Regions from separate parts of the Homo sapiens genome. Here region 1 is linked to region 2. A link is a loop called in an ENCODE intact Hi-C map of the cell type or tissue named here. Cell type or tissue: Caco-2. All regions are shown on one strand. Each heading gives the region's core, and the rest is flanking DNA. Links, peaks and the distances in the headings are about the cores only. Region 1 has its middle 17 kb from the start of ITIH2. Region 2 overlaps ITIH5 (inter-alpha-trypsin inhibitor heavy chain 5).

Region 1 (8,830 bases), core at 831-8,830, 64 kb after region 2:
AAGAAAGAAAGAGAGGAAAGAAAGGAAAAGAAAGAAAGAAAGAAAGAGAGAGAAGAAGGAAGGAAGGGAAAGAAAAGAAAAGAAGGAAGGAAAGAAAGAAAGAAATTAAGAAAGGAAGGAAGGAAAGAAAGAGAGACAGAAAGAAAGAAAGAAAGACAGAAGGGAGGGAGGGAGGGAAGAAGGAAGGAAGGAAGGAAGGAAGGAAGGAAGTAAGGAAGGAAGGAAGGAAGGAAGGAAGGAAGGAAGGAAGGAAGGAAGGAAGGAATCCCCAGGGACTATTATGAATATCTCCATGCACACAAACTGGAAATTTTTGAAGAAATTGATAAATTCCTGGAAACACACAACCTTCCAAAACTGGATCAGGAATTGAAACCCTGAACAGACCAAGATCAAGCTCCCAAATTGAATCTGTAGTAAGAAACCTACCAACAAAAAGGAGCCCTGAACCTGATGGACTCACAGCTGAATTCTGCCAGACATAGAAGAATTCTACAAAGAGCTGGTACCTATTCTTATTCTACTGAAACTATTTTAAAACACATTCTACATAGCCAGCATCATTCTCATACCAAAATCTGGCAAAGACACACACAAAAAAGAAAACTATAGGCAGATATCCCTGATGAACATAGATTCAAAAATCCTCCACAAAATGCTAGTGAACCAAATCCAACAGCACATCAAAAAGTTAATTCACCACGATCAAGTATGGTTTATTCCTGGAATGCAGGGTTGGTTCAACATGTGGAAATTAATAAATGTCATTCACCATACAAAAAAAATTAAAAACAAAAACCATATGATTATCTGTATAGATGCAGAAAAAGCTTTCAATAAAATCCAGCATCTCCTCATGATTAAAAGCCCTCAACAACCTAGGCATTGAAGGAACATACCTCAATAATAAGAGCCATCTATGACAAACCCACAACCAACATCATGCTGCATGGGTAAAACCTGGAAACATTCCCCTTGAGAACTTGAACAACACAAGGATACCCACTCTCACCACTCCTATTCAACATAGTACTGGACGTCCTAGCCAGAGCAATAAGGCAAGAGAAATAAATTAAAGACATCAAAATAGGAAAAGAAGTCAAATGATTTTTCTTTGCCGATGATACAATTCTATACCTAGAAAATGCTCACAACTCCACCAAAAGGCTCCTAGAACTGATAAGCAACTTCAGTAAAGTTGCAGGATACAAAATCAGTGTACAAAAATCAGTAGCACTTCTATACACCAATACTCCAGCTGACAGCCAAAGCAAGAACACGTCCCATTTACAGTAGCCACACACACACACACACAAACACACACACAAAATACCTAGGAATACATTTAATCAAGGAGGTGAAAGATGTCTACAAGGAGAACTACAAAACACTGCTGAAAGAAATCGTAGATGATATTAAAAAATGGAAAACCATTCCATGCTCATGGATTGGAAGAATCAATATCATTAAAATGCCATACTGCCCAAAGCAAGATAGAGTCAACACTATTCCTAAGAAACTACCAAGATCATTTCTCACTGAAATAGAAAAAAGTATTCTAAAATTCATATGGAACCAAAAAAGAGTCTAAATAGCCAAGGCCACCCTAAGCAAAACAAAGCTGGAGGCATCACATTACCCAACTTCAAACTATACTACAGGGCTACAGTAACCAAACAGCACAGTGCTGGTATAAAAATAGACAAATAGACCAGTGGAACAGAATAGGGAACACAGAGATAAAGCTATGCACCTACAACTGCCTGATCTTTGACAGAGCTGACAAAAACAAGCAATGAGGAAAAAAACTCCCTATTTAACAAATGGTAATGAGATAACTGGCTAGTCACATGCAGAAGATTGAAACTGGACCCTTACCTTTCACCATACACAAAAATTAACTCTAGATGAATTAAAGACTTAAATGTATGACCACAAATTATTAAAATCCCAGAAGAAAACCTAGGGAATATTATTCTGGACATCAGCGTTGTCAAACAATTTATGACTAAGTCCTCAGAAGCAATTCAGTGAAAACAAAAAATGACATTGGGACCTAGTTAAACTAAAGAGCTTCCACACAGCAAAATAAACGATCAACAGAGTAAACAGGCTATCAACAGAGTGAACAGACAAGCTACAGAACGAGAGGGAATATTCACAAACTGTGCATCTGACAAAGGGCTAATATCTGGAATCTATAAGGAACAATTAAACAAGCAAAAATCAAATAACCCCATTTAAAAGTGGGAAAAGGACATGAACAAATACTTCTCAGAAGAAGATATACAAGCAGCCAACAAACATGAAAAACAGGCTCAACATCACTGATCTTTAGAGAGACGCAAATTAAAACCACAATGAGATACCGCCTCACACCAGTCAGAATGACTTTTGATAAAAAGTCCAAAAATTACAGATGTTGGTGAGGTTGTGGAGAAAAGGGAACACGTATACACTATTGGCAGAAATGTAAATTAGTTCAGCCACTGTGGAAAGCATTTTGGAGATTTCTCAAAGAGCTTTAAATAGAACCTCCATTCAGCCCAGCAATCCCATTACTAGGTATATATCCAAAATAAATCGTTCTACCAAAAAGACATATGCACTTGTATGTTTATCAAAGTGTTATTCAGAGAAGCAAAGACAGAATCAACCTAGGTACCCATCAGTGGTGGATTGGATAAAGAAAATGTGGTACATACACCCCATGGAATACTACACAGCCATAAAAAAGAAAGAAATCATGTTCTTTGCAGCAACGTGGATAGAGCTGGAGGCCATTATCCTAAGCAAACTAACACAGGAACAGAAAACCAAATATCACATGTTCTCACTTATAAGTGGGAGCTAAACATTGAGGACACAATAGACATGGGGGACTACTAGAGGCAGGAGGGAAGGAGGGGAACTAGGACCCAAAACTACCTATGCTCAGTACCTTGGTGATGGGATCACTCAAACACCAAACGTCAGCATCACACAATATATCCAGGTAACAAACCTGCACATGTACCCACTGAAGCTAAAATAAAAGTTGAAATTAAAAAATAAAACAATGCATCTCTGTCCCTAATAATGCATATGCCAATTCTGTCTAAATGGAGCCATACAATTTAAATTCCTAATAAAGTCCATTAAATCTTCCTGCCCTTCTCTAGCTCCCCTCTGTTCCTCAGTTTATGCTCCCTCACTCTTAAAACTCCCCCCTGGCCAGGCATGGAGGCTCACACCTGTAATCCCAGCACTTTGGGAGGCCAAGGCGGGTGGATCACCTGAGGTCAGGAGTTCGAGACCACCCTGGCCAACATGGTGAAACCCCAACTCTACTAAAAATATAAAAATTAGCTGGGCATGGTGGCACACACCTGTAATCCCAGCTACTCAGGAGGCTCAGGCGGAGGTTGCAGTGAGCCGAGATCCCTCCACCACACTCCAGCCTGGGTGACAGAGCGAGACTCCATCTAAAACAAAACAAAACAAAACAAAAAACTTCCCTCCCATCCAATCTTGGCTTCTTGCTGCTTTTCAGCCATCTCTTTTGCTTTGTGCACTGCCAAAGTCTAAAACTAAAGCTTTTAACAAAAAGCTATCACAATGACCTCCTAACTAGTTTCTCTTCTGATTTTTCTCCTCTCTAATCTTTTTACGATATCACTAGGATTGTCTTCTTGCTCTTAAAAACAAATCAAAAACCACTTGAAATAGGTAATATTAAGGAAATATGATTCATTATGTAAGCTGTAATAATGGTGTTGTGGTTACATAAAAAGATATTCTCAGTTGAGGCTACATCTTGAGTGTTTATAAGTGCAATGATTCAATATCTGGAATTTACTTTAACATACTTCAGGAAAAGCTGGGCACCCAGGCTCACACATATAGACCCAGGTCCTAGAGAGGTGGAGGCAGGAGGACTGCTTGAGGCCAGGAGTTGGAGACCAGCCTGGACAACATAGCAAGACCCTGTCTCAACAGCAACAAAAATTTAGCCAGGTGTGGTGATGTGCACCTGTAGTCCCAGCTACTCAGGAGGCTGAGGCAGGAGGATCACTGGAGCCCAGGAATTTGAGGCTGCAGTGAGCTATGATCATGCCACTACACTCCAGTCTAGGTGACACAGCAAGATCCCGTCTCTAAAACAATTAATGATTAAAAATTTTAAAAATTAAAAATAATCCAGGAAATAAAAAGTAGGAGGAATAAATGAAAAAAAAAGTTTTCAAATGTTTAAGATGATTGAAGTGGTCATTATGGAGACATACTTTCAGTCATATCTTCCCATGAGTCTCCACACTTCAGTCATTCCAGCCTTCTGCAGACCTTACGAAAGTGCCCACATGGCCCGGCCTGGGAGCCTTTGCTCATACTGCTCCCATTGAAAACGCTTCCTGGCACCTCCACTCACTGAACCCTGCCCATTTTTGCAAGCTCTACTCAAACACTATTTCCTCCTTTCCAGATTGTCACAGTCATTTGTATCAGTACCATCACCCTTTGCATTTCTGCATGGTTAGTTAACTGTGTGATCCTTCTGCCCTATGAAATTCCTAGATCCTGTAAGACAGGAGCCACGCCTTAGCCGCTCTCATAGTCCTTTGATCTGTCCACAGTGATCAATGTCCTGTCTAGCACATAATAGGTACTTGACACATTTTTGTTCCATTGAACCCTACAGTGAATGAGTTCCTTTGTAAAGTGAAGAGCCACGTCATAACAAACAATTATAATGATGACTGACACTTGTATAGCTCTTAACTGTGTTCAAGGCTATATTTGAAATGCTTTACAAAGACTGACTCTTTACAATAACCCTATGAGATAGGTATGATTATTCCCGTTTTACGGACAAGGAAACTGATGCCCAGAGAGATGCAGCAATGTGCCCAAGGTCATAGCTAATAAATAATACAAACTCAGTCTGTCTGGCCTCAAAGACTGTACTCTTAACCACAGTGTACACTGTCTCACCTGCCGTACAGTGTAACAACGTGCACTGCCTGCAGAAATATTCGGTACATACCGATTGGTTGATTGGCTGCTTAGTTTCCTGTAATAAGTATCTACATCTTCTGTTTTGTAAGTGCCGTTTCTGAATAACACCTTATAAATGAATTACCCTTAAATATTCATTCTGTGTGCACATTTTGTATCAGAATCAATCTATAATAACAGTTACACGACTATGTTTTTGGAAAGGAAAAACTACTTCATTGCCTCTAGTGATATTGGGTGTGTATTTATTTAATACCACTGCAATAAAGCCCCCGTATTGTATTATTATTCTAGTACGACGTAGTCCTTTACATCCGCCGACTGCATATTTCATCAGCCCGCAGCGTGAGGCGCTGTTTTACCTTCAAGTTCCTGGTCCCTGGCTTAGCTCAAGTCACTTCCATCAGCTGGAAACAGGCGAGCACCTCACGCCATCTAGCGGAGACACACTTTGAAGACCGCTTCAAGGGATTTGCTTAATTATGGGAGTCTCATAGGGGCACCATCCAACAGCCACATGAAAGTAACAACAGACACTGAGTAAAACCAGAATGTTTCCCCCAATAAGTGGCTGCTCTAAAATTATTTTCCCAAACTCTCCCAGGTTGCTGCCCCTTGTTCCTGAGTCCACACAGCAGCTTCCTACGGAAAACACCCTCTGTGATTCTAGAAGAGCGCACTCTCCTCATCCATTGACCACAAAGACTTACTTTCTACACGATGTGAGGAAGGAAAACACCCTCTGTGATTCTAGAAGAGCGCACTCTCCTCATCCATTGACCACAAAGACTTACTTTCTACACGATGTGAGGAAGGGGCTCCCGGCAGAGTCAGGGTCACTGCCTGGTGCCTCCGGAGAGGCTGCAAGTTGTCATGGAAAGCACAAATGTCTGTGGGATCTAACAAAACTGAAGAGCTTCTGCACAGCAAAAGAAACTATCATCAGAGTGAACAGACAGCCTGCAGAATGGGAGAAAAATTTTGCAATCTATCCATCTGACAAATATCTAACATTCAACAACTACAAGGTACTTAAACAAATTTACAAGAAAAAAAACTCCATTAAAAAGTGGGCAAAGGACATGAACAGACACTTCTTAAAAAAAGACATACATGCGGTCAACAAACATATGAAAAAAGCTCAACATCACTGACGATTAGATAAATGCAAATCAAAACCACAATGAGATATCATCTCACACCAGTCAGAATGGCAATTATTAAAAAGTCAAAAAAACGGCAGGGCACAGTGGCTCACACCTTTAATCCTAGCATTTTGGGAGGCTTAGGCAGGAGGATCATTTGAGGTCAGGAGTTCGAGACCAGCCTGAGCAACATAGTGAAACCCACTCTCTACTAAAAATACAAAAATTAGTCGGGCCTGGTGGCACATGCCTGTAATCCCAGCTACTTGGGAGTCTGAGGCTGAGGCACTCCCAACTGGGTGACAGAGTTAGACTCTGTCTCAAAAAGAAAAAAAGAAAAAAACTCAAAAAAACGACAGATGCTGTTGAGGTTGTGGAGAAAAAGGAAAGCTTTTACACTGCTGGTGGGAGTGTAAATTAGTTCAACCACTGTAGAAGACAGTGTGACGATTCCTCAAAGACCTGGAGGCAGAAATACCATTTGACCCAGCAGTCCCATTACTTGGTATATACCCAAAGGAATATAAATAATTCTATTATAAAGAAACATGCACGTGTATGTTCATTGCAGCACTATTCACAATAGCAAAGACATGGAATCAACCTAAATACCCATCAATGATAGGCTAGATAAAGAAAGTATGGTACATATACACCATGGAATACTATGCAGCCATAAAAAGGAACAAAATCATGTCCTTTGCAGGGATGTGGATGGAACTGGAGGCCATTGTCCTCAGCAAACTAACGCAGGAACGGAAAACCAAATGCTGCATGTTCTCACTCATAAGTAGGAGCTGAATGATGAGAACACATGGACACATGGCCGGGAGAACAACACACACACGGGTCTGTTGGAGGGTGGGGGATGGGAGGAGGGAGCACATCAGGAAGAATAGCTAATGGATGCTGGGCTTAATACCTAGGTGATGGGATGATCTGTATAGTAAACCACTATGGCACATGTTTACTTACGTAACAAACCTGCACATCCTGCACATGTACCCCTGAACTTAAAATAAAAGTTGAAAAAAAAGAAAGTATAAATATGTGATGCATAGTGACCCTTCCTCAGCTAAAGCCACTCACCTTTGTTATCTATGCAAATGCTATTTGAATGTGCTAATCTGAGCTTGGCAGCAAGTTCAAGGGCCTCCCCAAGATTCTTGCAATTTCTGGGGCTTATTCTAATGGTCACTTTGACTTTCTTTCATGTTCAACTCCCAACCTCAGCACTCTCCTTCAGTGGCTGCTGTTATCCTATACCAAGATCTGGTTTCCTTCTACTTCCAGGCACAGGGAAGATTGCAATCCCCCACCCTCTTGAAATTAAGCATGGCCATGCGCCTTGTGGTGGCCAATGAACTACAAATGAAAACGCCATGCAACACTTCCAGGTAGAAGCATTCAACCCATGTGCTCCTCCATGTTTCCCTGCTCCCTGCCACATGCCTTGCCTCTTTCAGCCTGGGCCACTGGAGTGAGGGCCACACAGAGCAGAGCCCTTGGCCCAACAAAAATGGATAAGGAGTATGTCCAAGAAAAAGCAAGCTTTTGTTGTTTAAGCCACTGAGATTTGGGGATTGTTTGTTACCAGGACATAGCCTAGCCTATGCTGACTAATACACTTCCCAAAGTAATTCTCTCTGTGTGTGTCTTGCCTGCACAGATAGAGCCATGGAATATGACTCTCTTGTTTTTTAATTCTCCAAAATACTACTCACTAAAGACATCTTGGAATATAGGAAGCATTTTTTAATTAGGCATTATTCATTCTTGCTTTTAAAGATTTTTTTGCCCACCATTCTCATTGCCAAAACAACCCTTCCACACTCCTTTTGTCTCTTCTACCCTCAACTCCTACAGCACACAAAACATTTTAGCAATTCCTTTGTCTTTTTGTCTCCTCTTGAACCAATTGTTCTCAACTGTGTCAGATCTAATGTCCTGTTTTTTATAATAAATATTTTGACACTACCTCTGCTACCCCAAAAATAAAATTAATAGATAATGTACCTTATCTAGACACATGATTTTAAAAATTGAATATAAATTTTTAATTGTAATATAAAGGAGGACATGTCCATAATAAAATATGATTTTTAATAGTCACATACTTGGGCATAACCACAGGAGAAGACATTATGAAGGAGTCGGATGGTTACCAACAAATACGGATCACCATGCCTGCAACACTACAAATTCAGACTAACAGAGATATGGGGTATGGGTTACTCATGTACCCTAAGAGCAACAGTGGCAACTGTGATGTTACTTTTTTCAAGTGGTGAACATTTCTTGATTCAAAGTACAATTAACCTTGATTTACTCAGTCTTTGCATTCCCTCAAAATTCAATGTATATGCTATAGATTGCATGTTTGTGTCTTCCCAAAATTCCCATGTTGAAACCTTACTCCCAGTGGAATGATACTAGATGGGGTTTTGGAAAGGTGATTATGTTTAGGTGAGTTCAGGAGGATTAAATCCTCATGATGGGATTACTGTAATCCCAGCACCTTGGGAGGCTGAGGCAGGCAGATCACGAGGTCAGGAGATCGAGACCATCCCGGCTAACACAGTGAAACCCCATCTCCACTAAAAATACAAAAAAATTAGCCGAGCTTGGTGACAGGCACCTGTAGTCCCAGCTACTCGGGAGGCTGAAGCAGGAGAATGGCATGAACCCGG
Region 2 (8,808 bases), core at 1-8,000:
CAAGTTACTCGGCCTTGGTTATCTCATCTGTAAAATGGATTAATGATAGTACCAATCTCACAGTATTGAAAAGATCAAGTGATGTCACGTACTTAGCACCATTTTCCAGTTCACAGTCAGCAGTCATGCTAGCTTATATCATTACTGTATCAGTCCATTTTCACACTGTTATCAAGAAGTACCTGAGACTGGGTAGTTTATACAGAAAAGAGGTTTAATTGACTCACAGTTCCGCATGGCTGGGGAAGCCTCGGGAAACTTACAATCACGCAGAAGGCAAACGCAAAGCGAACACGTCTACAAGGCGGCAGGAGCGAGAGACAGAACTGGGAAGCGCCGGACTTTTAAACCATGAGATCTCGTGAGAACTCACTCACTATCACGAGAACAGCAAGGGGGAAATTCACCTCCATGGTCCAATCACCTCCCACCAGGCCACTCCTCCGACACATGGGGATTACAATTCGAAATGCTATTTCCGTGGGGACACAGAGCCAAACCATATCAATTTCCAACCTTAACTATATAAAATAGAAGGAGGGGCCAGGCCCGGTGGCTCACGCCTGTAATCCCAGCACTTTGGGAGGCTGAGGCGGGTGGATCACCTGAGGTCAGGAGTTTGAGATCAGCCTGGCCAACATGGAGAAACCTCGTCTCTACTAAAAATACAAAAAATTAGGTGGGTGTGGTGGCTGTAATCCCAGCTACTCAGGAGGCTGAGGCAGGAGAATATCGCTTGAACCAGGGAGGCGGAGGTTGCAGTGAGCTGAGATAGTGCCATTGGACTCCAGCCTGGGCAACAAGAGCAAAATTCCATCCCACCACCCCCTACCCCCGCAAAAAAAAAAATAGAAGGAGCAATTACATATACAACTATAAACACAAGTCAAACTTGGGATACCACAAGGCAATAAAAACAAAAGAACTAATATTGCTATTTAGAACATGGTTGAACCTCACAGTCTTCTTGAGTGAAAATATCAGATACAAAAGCGCATGTTCTCTCTGCTTCCATCTGCATAAAGTTCAAGAGGAGCATGAAATACCCATGGCAACTGGAGTAGAACACTGCTGACCTTTGAAGGCCTGCTCAGGACCAGGAAAGAGCACGTGGTAATTTTGAGGAAGGGTGAAAATATTCCATGTCTTGAGGTGGAAGGCAGTTGAATGAGGGTATACCTATGTAAAATTTTATCAAGCTGTACACATGACATTTGTACCGTTTATGGTGTATGTACACCCCAGTTATTAACATTTAAATTTATTGTTAGCAAAGTAGATTAAACAGGCATTCCCCGGCATGGAACATAACAATGTTATTTGCCAAACAGACCCCTCTCTGTCCTTCTCCTTAGGATGAATGTGCATGGGCATTTATTAAATGAGGATTAGGTGTGTCCAGAGCAATTCCAGCCGGCAGAATTAGGACCAGGGAGAGAGTTTCCGGGAGGCACTTTTCAGCGCAGTGTCGGTGAACCCTAAGAAAGCTGTCCTGTTGGGATCGGCCGCCTTCACAACCCATCCCATTAGAAGGGCTCAAGTGAACCCTGGAATAATCCCCCCCACGAGGGTGTAGAGCAGTTCTCACAGTGTGATCTTGAACCAGCAGCATCAGCAGCTCCTGGGAACTTGCTAGAAATGCCAATTCTCAGGCCCACCCCAGAAACTCGGAGTCAGAAACTCTGGGGATGGGACTCCGCCATTTGTGTTTTAACGAGCCCTCTGGGTGATTCCGGTTTTTGCCCATAGAAAATAGGCATGTAGCTTACACATGGTCTGTGTGCCTTACACATAGAAAAGTGTCAATAAAATGTGTTGTATGCAATTAGGCAGCACTTAGATTATCTCTAAGATTCTACAATAATTAGATTAGACTCTCTTTATGCTGCCAGCATGTACCTACTTAGTCTTGCTTCCAATCTCGTGAAAATGCTTTTTACAAGCTCCCTGAATTAATACCATTCATGGCTGAGTAAAAGCACTGGGGATTAGAAAGTATAATTTCTCTGTCCATCATTCACTCGACTAGGCTCTTTGATATGGACCATGAGGAAGGATACTGTATGATTATTTTGGCTTCCTAGTGACCTCTGGTTTTACTAGCTCATGATGAAAATTCATGAGATTCAACTAAATGGGATTATTTTACACACCCAAAGAATGGGTTGATTCTCAGTTTGGTTACTCACCAAGGAGCCTGGTTCCTGAGGCCAACCACCACCCAGGAAGAAGCAGACAGTAAATGTGACCCAATAAATTTTTCACTACTTTTTTTTTAAGTTTACTGGGAGCAATTCCAGAGGAGCATCTCTAGAAAATAGAATCATCTTTTTATTAAGGGGGAAAAAAATCTGTTAAGTAGGTTCATATGGGCTGTTCCACCGTTACTGACCAAAATCCCAGAGCAGAAGAACATGACTCCGTTTTTCCTTGCTGTGAATGGGGGCTCACCCTGCTTACCGCCACAGATATTTCCTAAGCACAAAAATGAGTGTCACCCGCAGGGTCATCAGAGTCACAGGTTAATGAAGACCGCAAGGAAAGACATTGGTGCAGAACAAAAAAGAGGAAGAATCTGACCCACTTGTCTAATGAGAACCCATGTCTCTTTCCTCCTTCGTGTTCTCTCCTTCTTGCCCACTTCTATGGTGAGCTGGAGCAGCTGCTCCGATTTGAGGGAGGCCAAGTCTTCTAATCCCATCTTCCTGTCTTCATGCAGGCATTGGTGATCCCATGCAAGACAACCCCAGGGACACACAACTGCCTCTCCTGCCCTCGGGAAAATTCATTCATGCTCTTCCTCCACTCACTGACTCTTCCCTGCCTCTCAGGCCACCAGGACTCCCAGGGGGCTCTCTTCTTTTCTAAAGCCCAGTATTTTAGAGCAAGAAGTTTTGTGTTATCTTTGCAAACTACAGAATACCAAAGAGAGTGGGTTCTAGAGTGTGACTGAATCAAAACGACTGACTTAATATTCCTGAGCTTCAGTCCCACATCTGTTACATGGAAACAATTCCACAGTCACAGAATCATTGTTGAGATGTAGTGAGATCTCATATGTAAGGTACCCCGTGTGGTGCCTGGCAGACAGTAGGTGCTCAATACATACTAGCTCCATCCTCTTCCCCTTCAGAAGTAGTTTTTTGTACTTTGTCCATTATGAAAGGCAACTTATAAAGAAAAAAATGCTCTTGGATAACATACAGTTCACATTTTGTCATAACAGTTTTCTCTATACCACTGAAAGCTTGAAAAAAACAATATTTTAAAAGGACAGACACATAATAAACATTCATAACAGGAAATTCAATATATATACACATTATACATATGTCAATATGCTTATATAAAGAATAATCTTTAAAAAAAGAATAATCTTTACAAAATATAATGAAGTCAGTAGCTGTCTGAAAGTCCCTTAAAATTATACACAGAATTTTGCACGTAAGCGTAAATGTACATTTTTTTCTGAAGAAAGGATGCATTGATTTTGCCACATTCTCCAAGGACTCTAAAGAAAGTTAAGAACCATGTTTATAAGTGCCATTAAATATTCCTATGTCTGATCCTATTAGGTAATGACAAAGTACTTTATAGCTTGTGCATCAGAGTTGAAGAGAACAAAACATATGTCCTTAGTGATGTCCTGATACATGGAGGTTGGTCGCAAACATACAATCTTTTCCTAGACAATTATCACATGGGGAAAGATGGCAGCCAACTGCTATGTAAAATGCCAAAGGTGAAAAGATTGAGAAGAGCCCCATGCTCACAGCCACGGGCTGGAAGCGCCACCCTCTGGGTTGATAGGGAGAGGGATTTCCTGGCCTCTGTTTCCTGAGGGTCTGGGTTTTGGCTGCTGTCGGAGAAAAGCAGCCAACACCTGGTGCATTGACAAAAGGATTTCCCAACACACGCTGCCTGCTCATTTCCTCTTTAGAAAGAAGCTTAAATTGTCTATGTTTGTTTATGAACCCTGCTTACCTGGGATCCAACGAGGCAATTTCTTAAATATATGGAGGTCAAAAATACTGTGAATAATTGGAGCACTACCCTCTGAGGGTGGCAATAAAGATAAAACTCAAGCAAATCAGCAGAGGATTGAAAGAAAAACTGGTAACACAGAGGCAATGACGATGAGAAGGAATTTGGTTAAATACCTTCATAAGGCCGGGCGTGGTGGCTCACGCCTGTAATCCCAGCACTTTGGGAGGCCAAGGCAGGCGGATCACAAGGTCAGGAGATCGAGACCATCCTGGATAACACGGTGAAACCCCGTCTCTACTAAAAATACAAAAAAATAGCCAGGCGTGGTGGCAGGCGCCTGTAGTCCCAGCTACTCAGGAGGGTGAGGCAGGAGAATGGCGTGAACCCAGGAGGTGGAGCTCACAGTGAGCCGAGATTGCACCACTGCACTCCAGCCTGGGCGACAGAGTAAGACTCCATCTCAAAAAAAAAAAAAAAAAAAAAATACCTTCATAAGTCTCTTACTATCCACAGTTTTCCTTTGGGAAAGGATTTTTCTTCCCCCTACGTGAATGTTTGGTATTTTAAATCCTTTTGGAAAACAGCATCATATAGATATGATAGCAACACATAGCACAGAATACTAATTCAAATTTATAGCTGAAGGGATTCAAACTCAACTGTAGTATTTTATAGTTAAGTAGATGTTTGCCCAGGTTTCTTAGCAAATCAGCTTTCTTCACTGCTTATTCAATGCTCTTCCTTCCTAAAATAATAGATTCCCAACTCTCAGTTTTCCATATTTGAAAAAATTTCCCAAGAGAGACTATGTGTGAAAACAAGTACAACTACCTCACCCAGCAAGCACACTTTCTAAAAGTTAACCCTTAAAAATATGCATTCCCAGGCCAGGCACAGTGGCTCATGCCTGTAATCCCAGCACTTTGGGAGGCCGAGGTAGGCAGATCACCTGAGGTGGGGAGGTCGAGACCAGCCTGACCAACATGGAGAAACCCCGTCTCTACTAAAAATACAAACTTAGCGGGACATGGTGGCGCATGCCTGTAATCCTAGATACTCGGGAGGCTGAGGCAGGAGAATCACTTGGACCCGGGAGGCAGAGGTTGCAGTGAGCCAAGATCGTACCATTGCACTCCAGCCTGGGCAACAAGAGCGAAACTCCATCTCAAAACAAACAAACAAACATGCATTATCAGGCCAGGCACGGTGGCTCATGCCTATAATCCCAGCACTTTGGGAGGCCAAGGGGGGCAGATCACCTGGGGCCAGGAGTTCCAGACCAGCCTAGCTAACATGGTGAAACCCTGTCTCTACTAAAAATACAAAAATGAGCTACTAAGGAGGCTGAGGCAGAAGAATTGCTTGAACCTGGGAGGCAGAGGTTGCAGTGAGCCAAGATTGTGTCACTGCACTCCAACCTGGGCGATAGAGTGAGACTCTGCCTAAAAAAAAAAAAAAATATATATATATATACACATATATATGTGTATATACATGTATATACACATATATATGTGTATATATGTATATATGTATGTATATATATGTGTATATATATACATACATATATATATATATATATGCATTATCCCTTTCTGCCATCACGTGTCCATTGGAGACCTCAAATACTAGCTGCCCCAAGCATTTGAATTCAACCAAATGGAAGCCCACCAGAAACAATGGTAGAGCAGCCAAGGAATATGAGATTGAGAGACTTCTGTCAAATGCCTTTGCAGGGTTCTCTGGCACGCAGGCAGAGCAGGGGCTAATAACCGAGAAAAGCAGAGTGGCACTTGGTGCAGACACACAGTGCAATATAATTCAGCCTTCAAAAGAAGAGAAATGTTGACATGTGGTACAACATGGATAAACTTTGAGGACATTATGTCAGGTGAAATAAGCCAGACACAAAAGAACAGATACTGTATAAGTCTACTTACATGAGGTATGCAAAGTTGTCCAGTTCATAGATGAGACAGAAAGGAGAACAGTGGTTATCTGGGACCAGGGGGAAGGAGAGATGAGGAGTCAGTGTTTAATGGGTACAAAGTTTCAGTTTGGGAGATGGAAAAGTTCAGGAGATTGGTAATACACCAATGTGAATAGACTTAACACTGCCAAACACTTAGAAGTGACTCAGATGGGCCGGGCATGTGGATCACACCTGTAATCCCAGCACTTTGGGAGGCCAAGGCAGGTAGATCACTTGATGTCAGGAGTTCGAGATCGGCCTGGCCAACATGGTGAAAACCTGTCTCTATTAAAAACACAAAAATTAGCCGGGCCTGGTGGCGTGAGCTTGTAACCCCAGCTACTGGGGAGGCTGAGGCAGGAGAATTGCTTGAACCCAGGAGGCAGAGATTGCCATGAGCCAAGACTGCACCACTGCACTCTTGCCTGGGTAACAGAGTGATATTCTGTCTCAAAAAAAAAAAAGAAAGAAAGAAAGAAAGAAAAAGAAAAAGAAATGGCTAAGATGGTAAATTTTACATTGTGTGCTTTTTATCACAATTTTTACAAGGTTTTTAATTGCCAGCTCTAAGTTCTGCAAAGGCAGTGACAACATCTTAGACGTCTGTAGATTCCAGGAACCTTGCACAGCGCCAGAAACATGTGAGAGTTCACGTCCAGCTTGCGGAACACTGAGGATGAAAATGATGAAATGCATTAGTGCATAGCTGGGCAGATGGACAGAGCAGCCCTTCAAGGGAACTGATGTTTCTCTTCCCGAAAGTGTTCAGGGGGTGTGGCAGATGCTCTTGGTGATCTGCATCACATCCCCCGGCCCACCTCTGGTTCAGCCACAGCTGCGATGGCCCAGGTCATACATGCTGACAACATCCACCTCCCACAGCAAGCCAAGGCAGCAGGAAAAAGGAAGAAAAAGAGTGAAGCCTCACAGTAAAGAGGAGGTGTCTCACCGGTATTGGGCTACAGAGAAAAGCCAAAGCCTCTGTGCCACACTCTTGGGTTGACCGTGCCACGCTCTTGGGTTGACCGAGCCACAGCCAACGTCAAAACAAACAAGATAACATGGATTTTCATATTGGATTAAAAATCAAAACACAACCAACTATGGGGCCAAATGATTCATACCTGAATAATTTCTGTGTGAACAATGCTGGAAACCTTCACATAACAACCAGATTGTTTCCTGGCAAAGGTACAGAGATTTCGCAGAGGCCAAACAGGGTCCTGCCCTTCCAGCCGCAGAGCAGAGACCGGACCCAGACCGGGACCCTGGAGCTGGGGGTTTCACAGCCAGTCACAGTGCAGCCCTTTAATAGGCAGAGTTGCCCGATTTAGCAAATTACAATACAGAATGCCTGGTTACGTTTGAATTTCGGATAAACAATGAATAATTTCCTAGTGCAAGCATGTCCTAAATATTGCACAGGACATATCGTTTCTCTGAATTCAAATGAAACTGGGCATCTTATATCTCATCTGGCAACCCTAGCTAAGGGGGATTTATCCAGATTTTCTGTAACCAGAATTTTCTGGAACCAAAGTTAGTTATTACTTTTGTCTCTTAATCCCTGCTTCATAACAACATAAGTGCTAGACCCAAGATCTGGCAAAATTTACCAACGTAAGCCAAGAAAGTGCTGAAAACCTGATAGCACTGTCATAACCAACAATTATTTCCCCTCAGTTCCTTCAACAAACACCTGCTGAGCACCCATTCTATGCCAGGTGCCACACCAAGTGTCTACGAAGACAACCGAAGTCTTCACAGCAAAGGCAGATCATGATGCTCACAGAGCAAAGAAAAACATCAGAATAATTTCAAAAACGGGGTGGTGGGCAAGGGGAGGGAAAGCATTAGGACAAAAGCTAATACATGCGGGGCTTAAAACCTAGATGACGGGTTGATGGGTGCAGCAAACCACCATGGCACATGTATACCTATGTAACAAACCTGCACGTTCTGCACATGGATCCCAGAACTTAAAGTAAAAGAAAAAAAAGAAAATAAGAAGATAAAGTAAAAAAAAAAAAAAAAAAAATTAAACAGGTTCAATTCAAGCCCTTCTTGGGCATCAACTGAAATGCAGGACACTGTGCTAGTCTCTGGTCGAGGGGACTTGACCTTGCGGGATGTGTGGCTGGTCAGTAGCCTGTCCTCAAAGACAGCTGCAGTGTCAGCCACCAGGTCTTCCAAATAAAAGGTCATAAAGCTGTATTTTCAGTGGTTCTCTTCTTTCCAATGACGCTTCCTCAGTTCTTAGGATTATTTGAAGATTGGCATTTTATTGGACACTTACACAGGAGTGATATGATTAAAAAGCAAGCCATAAATTGGTTAGTACCCAGTCCTTTTATTTGCCTTCCCACACATGTGAAGCACCCACAGAGAACAGCCAGAGAACACAGCAAACTGGCTTCCAGGGCATGTGGAGGAAGGGAGATTCTAACCACCTAGAATGTAATTTTTTCATTTTTAACAAAAGTCAAGGTGAATCTCACAGAACATGAAATTAACCTTTTTTTTTTTTTTTTTTTTTTTTTTTTTGAGACAGAGTCTTGCTGCTCTGTCTCCCAGGCTGGAGTGCAGTGGTGCAATCTCAGCTCAATGCAACCTCCGCCTCCCACATTCAAGCGATTCTCCTGCCTCAGCCTCCCAAGTAGCTGGGATTACAGGCGCCTGCCACCAAGCCCAGCTCGTTTTTGTATTTTAGTAGAGATGGGGTTTCGCCATGTTGGCCAGGCCAGTCTCAAACTCCTGGCCTCAAGTTATCCACCCACCTTGGCCTTCTAAAGTGCTGGGATTACAGACCTGAGCCACCATGCCCAGCCAAAATTAACCATTTTTAGGTA

Evidence for each region. Hi-C counts contacts between places; a loop is a spot of excess contacts. Peaks named below come from ENCODE experiments on the same cell type or tissue, not always from the same donor. Only the 100,000 strongest peaks of a DNase experiment are listed, where the experiment ranks them.
Region 1: it touches region 2 in a loop (6-fold over the local background); 6 of 110 quality-filtered maps call a loop at or near these places.

Annotation. Positions count from the first base shown.
Region 1 is chr10:7,682,053-7,690,882 of GRCh38, forward strand. No RefSeq gene overlaps it. Among named protein-coding and RNA genes, the nearest start is that of ITIH2, 17 kb to the right of the region's middle. RefSeq lists an enhancer at 5,194-5,488 and a silencer at 5,394-5,443. In Caco-2, for the core only: a CTCF peak has its summit at 5,409 (motif pointing left); DNase peaks (open chromatin) are centred at 4,569 and 5,399.
Region 2 is chr10:7,619,354-7,628,161 of GRCh38, forward strand. All of the region lies in intron 5 of ITIH5 (inter-alpha-trypsin inhibitor heavy chain 5), which reads right to left. Among named protein-coding and RNA genes, the nearest start is that of ITIH5, 43 kb to the right of the region's middle. In Caco-2, for the core only: no CTCF peak of the experiment used is centred there; a DNase peak (open chromatin) is centred at 3,800.